Regions from separate parts of the Mus musculus genome. Here region 1 is linked to region 2. A link is a loop called in an ENCODE intact Hi-C map of the cell type or tissue named here. Cell type or tissue: heart. All regions are shown on one strand.

The links. Hi-C counts contacts between places; a loop is a spot of excess contacts. Peaks named below come from ENCODE experiments on the same cell type or tissue, not always from the same donor. Only the 100,000 strongest peaks of a DNase experiment are listed, where the experiment ranks them.
Region 1: a loop joins it to region 2, with 7 times the contacts of the local background. A loop is called at or near these places in 31 of 42 quality-filtered maps.

Annotation. Positions count from the first base shown.
Region 1 is chr16:85,677,247-85,679,746 of GRCm38, forward strand. No RefSeq gene overlaps it. Among named protein-coding and RNA genes, the nearest start is that of Gm52244, 120 kb to the left of the region's middle. In heart, a CTCF peak has its summit at 1,143 (motif pointing left); no DNase peak of the experiment used is centred here.
Region 2 is chr16:84,954,644-84,957,143 of GRCm38, forward strand. It overlaps App (amyloid beta (A4) precursor protein), which reads right to left. Exons shown (of 18, transcript NM_001198823.1): 18 at 1-789. The coding sequence ends at 688. Among named protein-coding and RNA genes, the nearest start is that of Gm10791, 16 kb to the right of the region's middle. In heart, no CTCF peak of the experiment used is centred here; a DNase peak (open chromatin) is centred at 998; H3K4me3 peaks cover 287 bases; H3K27ac peaks cover 251 bases.

The sequences.
Region 1 (2,500 bases), 720 kb after region 2:
CCCTGGTCTTCAGAGCTTGGAAAGTCCTGGCTGGTTTCATGAGCTCTTCTTCCTTTGCTTTCCTTTTGCCTCCACCTCATTGCGAAGCAGACACTTTGTGGTCTGATGCTCTACGTAGCTGTAGCTAAGGCTGCCAATTCCCAGAGAATCCCAGTTCTCCTGAAGGGCAAGATGAAAGCAGAGATATGTAAGTGCTATGTTTGGGAGATGGGAAGATGTCTCATCTTCAACAGGCTTTTTGAGAAGGGTTACTCCTCGCTTTCCCTGACCCTTCTTGCAAAGCCTGTTGAAGATGAAATGCGCTCTTCCTGGGACATTCTTGATAGTAATAGTGATTAGATTTCGTCAGGAGATAGCCAATATGATTGGCTGCATCTTGCAAATTGTGGTCCCCGGAGCCAGTGTTCTGTGTTCCCGGGACTGGGAACTACATTTGAGGTTATTACGATCTTCCTGTAACTGAGCGCTGACCCACATTGTCAGCGCTGCCGTTACTTTTTGTGGAAACACACACTTCTTCCTAATCATCTCTCCTCATGTGTGGGAGACTAGTCAGCCGGTGCTCATCGCATTGAGATTGCTCAGCGTACATTATCATTTGTTTTCAAGTCATCAGCATCAGCACGGGTCCAACATAGACCTTTTTTTATAAACCTTTGGTTGGGAAGTTGTTTTCTGCTTTGTGTAAACTACAATTTAAAAACATTATTTAAGCGAATGAAGTCATCACGAGACTGAGTTTGAGTTTCCAAAAAATTGTGAAAACATAGGCCCAAGGAGACATATGAATTCTGCTTTTTAGCAGTCAAGTGGAGTACAATAGGAAAAATCTAGACTTCCTGCTTCATTTGCAGCTGCCGCATTTCACATGTTGGTGTATTTCAAAATGTAGGCTTACATAAATCTTTTGTTTGGTGCATTAAATAGTCTAGGATCACAGTTTGGCCATTAAGTTGTTTTTTAAAATGAAGCTCATGTTTTAAAAAGTCACACTCAACTATACTTTGGTAGATTTTACTTACAATTAATATTTTTTAAAGAAACATAATATTCTCTTATATTCCATCCTTTCTCAAATAGTAAGAATGTTTGAATAAAAATAAAGTATCAGTTTTAGTGGTAGCTGATTGTGGGTTAAAAGTGCCATCTAGTGGTTACACAAGGAAGTTCATTTAACTTATAAATGATAGTGTAAATTTCTCCTTTTCACTTCCATACCAGAAAGCAGTACAGTTGTCAGTTGGTGAAATTATCCATCATCTGGATATGGATCCACCAAGACAGCATGCTACAGGGTTTGATGAAGCTATACTTTGTACTATGCTGGACTCAGCAAATGTCATGAAACCATCTGGTTAAATACAATGTAGATGTACAAGACAGGAGGCCAACGGATTTCCCTCTTGCTCATAAACTTTTCCTGAGGGTTTTTTTTTCATGATTGATTAATATATTAAAACCAAACTCCTGTGCAAATAGTAAACAAAAACAGATCTCTCTGTCTCTGTGTCTATCTCTCTATCTCCCTGTCTCTGTCTCTCTGTCTCTGTGTGTGTGTGTGTGTGTGTGTGTGTGTGTGTGTATGTGTGTGTGTGTAGAGATGTGCTTGAATACAGGAAAACAACTCATTTAACTGTTCCTTCAGAGGCTCCTTCCTCATGATCACTTGTCATGATAAATGCAGAAAGGAGGCTCCATCAACCCCTCGGGAGAGATCTTCAGCCTCTGGCTAAGAGCCATGAATGAACCAATGGCAGAATTCCAATCTCACTCAATTTCTCTTGAGCCAGTCATTGGGATGTGTCAAGGTTTCTTCCAGCAGGTTCCCCCTTGCCTTCTTCCCTTCTCTCTCTCTCTCTCTCTCTCTCTCTCTCTCTCTAAGGACAGGCCATCTCTGTATCCTTCTCTCTCTCTCTCTCCCTAAGGACAGGCCATCTCTGTATCCTTCTCTCTCTCTGAGAACAGCCCACCTTGCTGTATAAAACCTGCAGACATAAAACCCAGAATAACATTCAGTCCTAGGGAATGCTTGTGTCAAAGTGATTCCTGTTTCCATTTCTCACTTTATTGTTTTCTGACAACAACTCAAGGTTGAGGTGCCTGGTTCCTTAGCACCTGTGTATCAAAAACTTATGGCTGAGGCTTGGAGGGAAGACTTAGGACATTCTCTCACCTCTCCTCTCTCTTTATGAAGGTCCCAAGAATGTTGCTGGGAGTCTCTGTCTTTGCAAAGACATTACTGAGGCCAGTTTAAGATCTGGAGTACAGGAAGGTAAAGAAGCGCTTTTGACTAACTCTGATTGCTCACTGGCAATGTTGTTAAATAGGTGTCCTATTTAAAAAGCACAGGAGTGGGAAAATTATCAAAGTGGGTAGGCTGAGTAGAAGATTACAGATGAAATGAACTGTGATTTTAAAAAAAACATTACGGTATGAGGCTGGAATGTTTCTCAGTTCATAGGGAACTTGCCCAGCATGGATGAGATCTGGTTCTGTCTCT
Region 2 (2,500 bases):
CAAAGATCCAAAGATACATGGACAAAAAAAATGTTCAAATTCTCAATGCCTAATGTGTGCACATAAAACAGGCACAAAGAAATCAATGTGTATCCTCTTATTCCTATATCACAAAGAGAGCAGAAGCAGCAATCTGTACAGTAAGATGCAGTCATGGAAAAAGAATTTTCTAAGTCATTTGGAATACTTAAAAAAATGTTCAAAATGCATAGTGATCAGGAAAAGAATACGTAGGAGAAGCAGCTAGACGCCCACGTTCACAAGAAGCATCCCCCATCGATTTTTAAAGCATATTTCAAGTAGGAGTTTTTTCCGGGCCACAAACCACAAGAATAATATACAACGGGCTAAGGGGCTATGTATGTGATAAATAATTAGGAGAGAATCTATTCATGCACTAGTTTGATACAGCTAATTTTTTTTTTTACAGTACACAAAACCCATGAATCATGTAATGTAGAGACCAGAATGTAAAGAGAGAAAGCGAGAATACATTACTGATTTGTATATTAATTCAAGTTCAGGCATCTACTTGTGTTACAGCACAGCTGTCAAAAGCCGAGGGTGAGTAAATAAACGGAAGGGTTTGTTTCTTTCCACGTTATTTTATAAATGAACACCGATGGGTAGTGAAGCAATGGTTTCGCTGTCCAAGTTCAGAGGCCGCTGCTGTGGCGCGGGTGGGGCTTAGTTCTGCATTTGCTCAAAGAACTTGTAAGTTGGATTCTCATATCCGTTCTGCTGCATCTTGGAGAGATGGCGCTCCTCTGGGGTCACGGCGGCGTCGACCTAGAAAGCAGGTACAGAGATCCGGGTTTAAAATAGACCGAGGACTTTAAAGGAGCACAGTACTCGTAGGCAGTAACAGGACACGGTGTGCAGTTCTTTTCTTTGCCCCCAAAGTACTTAACAACCGTGATTTATCAGCTTTAGCCCCAACTTCTGACACCACGTGGCAGAGCCAATGGCTTACGCCGATGCTGCATCTGGCCACTAGGTGGTGCTGAAATTCTTGAGGCGAGTACTCGGGTCTGCACAGGGCACATTGGCTGAAACAGCCAGCACTGGAGTTTGTGGGATGGTGAAGGAGAAAGAACATCTCACAAAGCCGCACTGTGAATGACTGTGAGTGACGCTTAGATCTGTGCAGAATATAACACTCCGCTTTGTGGGGCCCCAGGTATCTGCTGCCATTTCGAAGTACATTTATCTCTGTAGAAATGTTAATGAGAGTTTTGAGAGCCTATTAAATAAAAGATACACACACACACACACATGTATGTATATGTCTTTTATTATATATATACATATATATATATATATATATGTATATATATACACACATACACATATAAAAGGGGTATAAATAAAGGTAACATATATGGATGTATGTGTGTGTCTGTGTGTGTGTGAGTGTATGTATATAAAAGGTGTATTACCAGGGGTAGGGTATAGGGGACTTTTGGGATAGCATTTGAAGTGTAAATGAAAAAATTATCTAATAAAAATTTGAAAAAAGGGGGGTATTACTTGACACAAAAAGGGAAACTGTATAGACACACTATCCTAATTATACATACATACATACATACATACATACATACATACATACATATCTGTCTGTCTGTCGATCCATCCTTCCATCCACTCATCCATCCATCCACCCACCTACCCATTCATCCTACACATACAGGATTTGTAGTCCTGGGGGTTGCATTCAGGCCTCATTTCCGCCAGGCCAGAGCTCTACAGCAGGCTTCAGCTGTAAGATCAGGTCGGCACGGTAAACATAATCTGCCTCAGCCATTGTCACGGAGAGCCGGGCAGGTGTTAGTCTCTGCAGACTGTGCGGGGCACACATCTCTCTACAGTAGCTAATGGCTTTTCTTGTTTCTATATTTGTCCTACCTCTCCCAGTGAGGAGAAGAGGAGGTGCTTGCTTGAGTCTGCTGGATTAATATGAGCTCCAAGCCTCTGTAAAGCCGCGTTGGAAGACGAGAGGACTCTGTCCGTATGCACATAGCATAAACCATGTTTCCCACAGAAAAGTTAAGGTGTGTTCTATGGGATTCATTTCACAGGGATATTTCTTATTCTGTCCTGGACTGAATGGAGCTTGCAGCCTCATTTTTCAGAGGTCTCTAGTTCCCATTGCTGAGCACTGTCAAATGATGTCTGGCAATTCCCCAGCTTTCTCTTTGTCTCTGTCCCCTGCCCCCACCCCGCCTACTGCCAGTGTGGCACAGTTCAGACCCTGCACAACTGTCTTACTGTTATGGTGGCTCCTAAAACAACAAGGGGGGGGCAGATATGCATGGTGCCAGTGCTGCCCTACCTACCAGGTGATGGACAGACATGTGGTATGATACACATAGATCATATGATACACACAGATCACGCCTAGTCCCACCTAAGGAGTAATTCAGGTGGAGAGCCTTGTAGAGATGAATTCCTTCATGGCCATTGGGTGTGACCCCACTTCAGAGAACTAGTTAGTCCT